2 separate regions of the Homo sapiens genome follow, and region 1 is linked to region 2. The links are chromatin contacts, found by Hi-C or POLR2A ChIA-PET in ENCODE. All regions are on one chromosome and are shown on one strand. Each heading gives the region's core, a stretch centred on a gene start or an enhancer-like site at or near the end of the contact. The rest is flanking DNA. Distances are from core to core; before and after follow the strand shown.

What was found. Hi-C counts contacts between places; a loop is a spot of excess contacts on that map. ChIA-PET counts read pairs that join two places held with the same protein, here RNA polymerase II (POLR2A). Pooled maps may share reads with other maps.
Region 1: a pooled map shows a loop between it and region 2 (2.3-fold over the local background). The contact joins the enhancer-like site here to the promoter of DHX30 in region 2. A Hi-C loop is called at or near these places in 1 of 50 pooled maps. POLR2A ChIA-PET finds 5 or more read pairs at or near these places in 2 of 52 experiments (CD8-positive, alpha-beta memory T cell and OCI-LY7).

The regions. Positions count from the first base shown.
Region 1 is chr3:47,959,448-47,963,265 of GRCh38, forward strand. All of the region lies in intron 3 of MAP4 (microtubule associated protein 4), which reads right to left. It also overlaps the pseudogene VPS26BP1. Among named protein-coding and RNA genes, the nearest start is that of MAP4, 55 kb to the right of the region's middle. RefSeq lists a silencer at 2,498-2,607. Within about 2 kb of position 2,469, at least 2 of the 41 ENCODE cell types and tissues checked have a DNase peak (open chromatin) inside an H3K27ac peak, as active enhancers do.
Region 2 is chr3:47,801,300-47,805,366 of GRCh38, forward strand. It overlaps DHX30 (DExH-box helicase 30), which reads left to right and starts at 1,839. Exons shown (of 22, transcript NM_138615.3): 1 at 1,839-1,913; 2 at 4,027-4,067. RefSeq lists silencers at 1,410-2,259, 3,437-3,633 and an enhancer at 1,984-2,509.

The DNA of each region.
Region 1 (3,818 bases), core at 1,219-3,718, 160 kb after region 2:
ATTTTCAAGGGAAAAAAAAAAAAATGTGGCTGGGCGCAGTGGCTCACGTCTGTAATCCCAGCACTTTGGGAGGCCGAGGTGGGCAGATCACAAGGTCAGGAGATCGAGACCATCCTGGCTAACACGGTGAAACCCCGTCTCTACTAAAAATACAAAAAGAAATTAGCCGGACGTGGTGGCGGGAGCCTGTAGTCCCAGCTACTCAGGAGGCTGAGGCAGGAGCATGGCGTGAACCCGGGAGGTGGAGCATGCAGTGAGCCAAGATCGCGCCGCTGCACTCCACCCTGGGCGACAGAGCGAGACTCCATCTCAAAAAAAAAAAAAAAAATGTATATACATGAAGAACATTTTGCTATATCATGAAATAAATGTAGCGCTGTAAGATAAAGGAAGATGAATATAAATGGAGTTTTGGCCATTTTTATTTTTTTTTGAGATGAAGTCTTGTTCTGTTGCCCAGGCTGGAGTGCAGTGGTGCAATCTTGGTTCAATGAAACCTCTGCCTCCTGGGTTCAAGCAATTCTCCTGCCTCAGCCTCCCAAGTAACTGGGATTACAGGCACTCACCACCATGCCCAGCTAACTTTTTGTATTTTTAGTAGAGACAGGGTTTCATCATGTTGGCCGGGCTGGTCTTGAACTTGGGATCTCAAGTGATCCGCCTGCCTCGCCTCCCAAAGTGCTGGGATTACAGGTGTGAGCCACCATGCCCGGGCAGAGTTATGCCCATTTTGCCCCTCCACATGCTGCAGCCATCTTTAACCTGTTTAACTTAATGATTATAGTTTTGTTTTTCTTTTTTCATCTTATTCAGTATATTTCAGGCTATTCAGCAGATGCTTGTGATTCTGGAGGTTCAAATCACTGGTAAAAGTTTATTCTGTTTCCTCAGTTTTTCAGGAGCTTTTCTCCATTAAATGATCTGCTGCCTAAAGTACCCTCTGTCTTCCTCATCAACAGGCGCTAAATTCAAAAAGTACCTTACTGAAACTTTTTTGTTCATAACTTTCATTGTTGGAGTTAGGTCATATCCTGCTAACAACAGTCTTATTGATCAGTTGTAACCCCATATGTTGTGTTTTTATTCTTACTTATAAGAGGTAAATTTTTGTAACAGTCACATCCTTTAAATGATACTTCATTATATTCAAATTCTATATGTAGACAATCTTCAATGCCCACTTCCATCAGGATAGCTGGCAAGTTGGTGAACAGTAAGATCACATTCTTTTTACCAAGTCTGTCAGTCTTCTTACTACTAACACTTCAATACATCAAGAGGACATTAGCACCAATGTAAGATTCTCATGACTTTTCAACATGTATAAATTCCAAATGACAACTTCTGAGTCAGCTCTCCAGGTAAGGCTAGTTCTTTCACTAGGTTTACAAACTCTTGAATATTACTCTTATCATAGAAAAGTTCAATTTGACGTACAAATTCAATTCTAATGTTGTGGTGCTCTAGCTCTTTCTAGACTCTTTCACCTTTCCTGAAACAGATTCTCCATCATAGAGGAGATGGTGTTTTTCTACTTCGCCATTTTCAGTTTTCACTTCTGCCATTTTCTTTGTTTCCTTATCATTAAGGACAATATCAATCTCACAAATCAGACCAAAAAAGCCTCCAAAAAACCTCACTGTCAGTGATACTGCCACATCCCCCAATACTTCACTCCTCTTCCCTCAGAACTCCAAGCCCCTGGCTCCCATCACATGACCTTGGCCCTCTGAAGCTGGAACTTCTATTTGAGGACTGATAAACAGCCAGCAGGCCAAGCACAGTGGCTCACACCTATAATCCCAGGACATTGGGAGGCTGAGGCCGGAGGATTGCTTGAGCTCAGGAGTTTGAGACTAGCCTGGGCAACACAGCAAAACCCTGATTCTATTAAAACAAACAAACAAACAAAAATATAGCCAGCAATGGATACAATGACTATGGGGCTGAGCATGTCCTCATTCCTCATTTTAGAACAAGGGTGAGAGTTTCACCCTCTGACATAGCTGTATCTTGTTAGGTAGAAACATAAGAGTTTCATTGTTATATGGGAGCTCAAATGTGTGTAAAGTGCATATGGAAGCTAAGTAGCCAAAATAATAGGCTATGCAAGTAATCAATATATTGCCTCTCAATTCCAAATCTACCTTTCATTGCCCTGCCTGTAATAATGTAAACATTTCTTCCTAGAGAGCGGGCATGATGACACTAAGCTTAGTAGAGGGCATGGAAGGAAAGGGTTTCTCTTCCTGGTTCTAGTGTGCTTTTGCATCTTCTTACTTCCATGGTGCTCTGCTGGTGTGCAGAACACCCCATGGTGCTCATCCCAACAAGCTTTAGTGGGCATTCTCATGGACATCTTCCCAGGCAAGTTCCACCAGTGCCTCAAACAGGCTTGCTGGTGATGCCGCAGCACCCCCAAGTACAGCTTCCTGCTTAACTACCTTTGAGGTAGAAGACCAGCAGGACTTAATTTCCTGTCGCACCCTGCTGATTGGAACAAGATCTGGCTGAAACCAGCAGATGCTGACAAAAGTAACCTCGAGTTGCCCTCAGGGTTTATTAGCATAAAGACACTCCTACCAGTGCCATGGCAGTTTACAAATGCCATGGCAACAGCCTAGAAGTTACCTTATCTGATTCCCAGAAACTTCCAGCCCCTTTTCCAGAAAGTTCTAAATAACCTGCCTCTTAATTAGCATGTAATTAATAACAGATATAAACAGCTAGCTAGCAGCTCACAGACACCGATTCTGGGCACACTGCCTATGGGTTAGCCCTGCTCAGCAAGAAGCAGCACTGGTTCAATAAAAGTTTCTTTCTCTCACTACTGGCTCACCCTTAAATTCTTTCCTGGCAAAGCCAAGAACCCTCCTGGGTTAAGCCCCAGTCTGGGGGCTTGTTTGCCCCACATCACCCTGACCTGCAGCAACTCAGCAAACATCTTTACTACCAAATGGAGACTTCCTCCAAGATATGCAATCAGCTTTGGGGGCAGGGTGGGGGAGGGGCGCATACTTTTCCAAATTTGTTATTTCTTTGTGTACTCTGCCCCAGCCCTAAGGGTAGTGACTATTCCCTATATCTGTCATTCCTGTATTCTTTAGAGTTCTCTTTACCCCTATAGTAAATTCTCTGTTCAATTTATGGTGTAGCTTCTGTCTCCTGAATAGACTCTGATCCAAATATTGGCCATTAAAAACAGCATAAATCTACATAATAGGAAAGAGTGGAAGAAAAAATGAAAGATGTTTAACCCAAAGAAAATAAATCAGAAGGCAAATGTTAATCTCTAAATGTCTAAAAAGCTATCACCTACCGCAGAACATACTGTATCTCTGTTGCTCAGCACTAACAGCAGCAGCAGAAACAGCAGAATGCCTGTTCGTTTTACACAGAAAAACTGAAGACCAGAAATATTAATTTGTTAAATAGAAAGCAAAATCCTTCAATGAAGACCTCTAAGGAGTCTAATGTTAATACTTAAGTTTACAGTTGACATAGTTTTGCATCTTCTCATTTCATTTTAAATTGCTGAAAACCCACTGGAGGGCCAGGCTTGCCAGTTTTTTGCAGTGAGAGTCCTAAGTTAATTTTTTCACAAGAAACAAAACAAAAAAACTCTTCTTTCAGTCTGCCTGGAGCTCACTTTTGAAGTTTCACCTCCAGTTTTGTCCTCTAGAAACAGAGCATTTCTGCTTCACAATGGACCAATATGCTCCAGTTACATCCGATTAAAATACTGTTACACAACCAATTAAGTAGGAAAAGGGGCTGATGGTCAAACAGAATGATTTAACAAAAGTATATAATGGGTT
Region 2 (4,067 bases), core at 589-3,088:
ACTGAGTAGAGACTCTGTCTCAACAACAACAAAAAAGTGCAGTATTTTACTCTCCTAATAATTTTTTAAATGTCTTACCAAAAAAAGTAAAAATTCCTTAGTATGGCACTCCCCAACAGTTTTTCAGTTCTATTTCCTGTAAAGCTTGCACACACATCCAACCCTGTGGTCACACTGAACTACTGAATATTCCTAGGATTTGTCCCTTGTTCCACTCGTATGTCTTTGTTCACGTTCCTTTCATTTTGCCATTCAGGAGTAACCACTCCTTTCTCTGAACTCTTGGAGTACCTAATACCTCCTTTCCAGCATTTACCACTTTCCATTTCCTTCACACAATGTTGTCATCTTCTCTACTAGGCTCTAAGTCCCTTGAGGCAGGGCCTTTGTAGCCTCCACACCAGCTTAGCAACTGATACACAGAGCACTCAGATGTCCGTGCAGGGATCTCTCTATTCTCCACACAACACAGCACCATGCCCTGTTCAGATGCACTAATTATTTGAATGAATAAATGATGTTCCACCCCCACACCCCGGTCTTCTAGCCAATGTAGAGAGAAAGAAAAGAGATACATGTTGAACTGTTTGCACACAAAAGTGACGGGATATGGCACTAATTCTTCATACAGCCTCAAAGGTCACATCTTTTTTTTTTTTTTTTTTTAAGTTTCATTCTTGTCGCCCAGGCTGGAGTTCAATGACACGATCTCGGCTTACTGCAACATCCGCCTCCCGGGTTCAAGTGATTCTCCTGCCTCAGCCTCCCGAAGTAGCTAGGATTATATGCGCCCGCCACCACGCCCAGCTAATTTTTTTGCATTTTTAGTTGAGACGGGGTTTCACCATGTTGGCCAGGCTGGTTTTGAACTCCTGACCGCAGGTGATCCACCCGCCTTGGCCTCCCAAAGTGCTGGGATTACAGGCGTGAGCCACCACGCCCGGCCTAAAGGCCACATCTTAAAACCATACTCTGTAAAATCCTGACCCAGCTTCAGAGCTACGCCACTGCGTTGTTTCCTTTTGAAGCTGAATTCCACTGAACCTATACTTGAACCTTATCTAGAGGACTACAGCGTGTAATTGGGACAATCCCCTTTCTCATTCCTAAGAGGTGATGTGGCCGGGCGGACCTCCAGATTTCCAGCAACTATGACTGGCACTCTCCCCGCGACCAGCAAGTGCCACCTTGTCCTTTGCCTAACGTTGTACAGTTTACGAAATCAACGAACCAACACGTTGATTTCATCTTCCCTGCAAACTGGGGAGACAAGACAAAAATGCTCACCTCCCTAAAAAAACAGATTAGAGGGGAGATGGGGAAGAGAAGAGGCGTGGCTACGAGCTGTGGCGGGGAAGGCGGGTGGAATCCCGGAGCCCGAGCTGGAAACCGTTCCCCGCTCAGCCATGACCCGGGCTGTTTATTCGCATCAGGAGGCGCGGGTGGCTCGCAGAGGGCGAGAAGACCCTTCCCGCTTTCACACTGCAGGCAGCTAAGTCGCCGAGAAAGGCAGCAACTTGACGCCCGACCCCGCCACCCAAACCCGCTCGCTCTGCGACCCCAGAGCAGCCGGCGCCAACCCGTCCCCTTCGCGACTCCGCCGGAAGTCCCGCCTGCACCGCCGCCGCGCCCCATTGGGCCGGGTGCTGGGGCATCCCGGGCGCTGGGTGCCCCGAGCGGCTACGACGAGTCCCAGGTGGGGCCGGGCTCCAGGCCCGCGGGGGAGCGGAGCCGTGCGCCGCAGGCGGGCTCCGTGACGCCGGGTGGGGAACGCCGGGCCGGTGGCGGGACTTCCGCCACGGGACTCGGAAGGGGCCGCGCCGCCGCTGCTGGGAGTTGTAGTCCGGCCGTGGTTGGGGGAGCCGCGGCTCATGCGCGGTGCACAGAGGCTTGTTTCACATCTGTAACAACAGGTGAATTGGGCTTTTTATTCTCCCCTTTCGTGCCCTCTTGAGGAGCCTGCCGCGGCCGGGGGTGGTCGTCGTGAGGAGGGGGCCCGGTCCGACCGCCAGCCTGGCGGAGAGTGGGGCGGAGACGCCGGCGGGCCCGAGGAGCAGGCCGGGCATCCTAGGCCTGCCCGGGAAGCCGGCCCGGCCGATCCGTGGGCAGCCAGGCCTCGGCCTGCCGTTGCCATGGAGCCCGGGCGGGGGCGGGGGCCAGACCGGTCCGCCGGGGCGGGCCTCGCAGCCAGGGGCTCCGCGGAGGCCGTGGGAGAGGCCGCTTCATTGGCGCAACGACGCCTTCGCCTCGGGATGCGCCGTTTCCCCAGGCAGGGCCTGGAGGAAGCCTCCTGAGTGCCCCGAGACCTTTGTCTACTTCTCCTCCTTCCCGGTGCTGCCCGGACCGTTCGTCCAGAGGGAGGCCCGGTGCCTTCTGGCCCCCCTAGTTTGCCCCCTTTTGCACCGACCTTGTCACTGGGGGAGGCCAAGGGGTGAGGTATTCTTTGTTTGCTGGTGGTAACTTGTCCCATTTAGCAGGGGAAGACCAAATGCATGTTGGGTCCTTTGTTTGCAGTGAACTGGAGTCCCAGGGGTCCTCAGAAACCCTAAGCCAGGGATATGGCATATCTAGTCGTTGTGTAGCAACATTGGTCACTTGAATTATGATTTTTCAAGGCAGAGGCTGTTTCACTTTACAACCCCACTCCATGAGGGTTTGCCATACACTAGCAGGTAGACTGCAGAAGGCCACTTACAGGCTTTCAACCTGGTTTTAGTTGCAGCTTATGGGCCAGAGTGAAATGAGACGTTGTCTGGTGATTTCCCTTGAAGTTTCTTGCAAGGTGGTAACCCCACTGTCATTGTGGGTTTTAACTACATCTTGTAATTTACACTTAAATCTTAGAGATTTAAGGCGATGTGCAGAAACTACATCCTTTGCTGCGTTTTCTACCGGTGTTGGCTCTTTATCCCTAAAAGATAGTTGCTCTTCAAGTGTTTTAATTTATGTAGCTGTGATACAAAGTTTTATTAGGGCCGGGAGCGGTGTCTCACGCCTGTAATCCCAGCACTTTGGGAGGCCGAGGCGGGTGGATCACCTGAGGTCAGAAGTTTGAGACCAGCCTGGCCAACATGGCTAGACCTCGTTTCTACTAAAAATACAAAAATTAGCCGGGCATGGTGGCGTGCGCCTGTAACCCTAGCTACTTGGGAGGCTGAGGCAAGAGAATTGCTTGAACCCAGGAGGCCGAGGTTGCAGTGAGCCAAGATCGCGCCATTTCACCCCAGCCTGGGCAACAAGAGCGAAACTCCTTCTCAAAACAAAACAAAACAAAAACCACACACAAGTTTTATTAGCTGTTGGACCTTTCTTGCCCCTTTCAGCCTTTGAAGATAACAGTATAATATGTCTCAAGGAATGAACCGTAGTACATTTAGGCAACAGCATAATATCCTGGAAATAAGAAAATTAGCCTAGTATAAGCATGGAGGGTTTTGGAGTCAGCATGCTTCAATGCTGATTTCCATCTGCCCTGAGGCAGCTATGGGATCTTGGGCAGGTTGTGTAACCTGTGCTTCAGTTTTCTTCTCTGGAAAGATAATTCCTACCTCACTGGATAGTTGCCTGGATTAAATGGGGTAAAGTCTATGGAAGTATGTTGTGAACTGTAAAAATGGTATTCAACTTTGAGTTATTGTTATTTTCCCAATCTTGAAGAGTATTATAGCTTCTTTATGTTAGATTATCATAATTATTATGGGATTAGAACTCAAAGTGGAAGTAGGTTTTGCTCTGGGCTTCCAGAAAATGCTTTTCAGGCTTACAAGGCTTTCTTTACCTTGACATCTTCTTAGATGATGTCAGAAGACTTCAGCACTTCTACAGGTGCTGGTGTAGGACAGCTTACAATTTAATGGGCCTAGAATGGGTCATGGTAAGTCCTGATTTGTAAGGCCATTTTGTCCAGTATGTGCCCTTCATGCCACTAACAAAATTTGTCCTTGTTAGAGCTAGTAAATGATGGTTGGAGCAACTTTCTTTCCCTATGGGGCCTCCACTGTATTGACTCAGCGTTGTACTTCTCAGGAGGAGGCCCAGCCTCGTGATGAGGAATAGCAAGGAGAGAA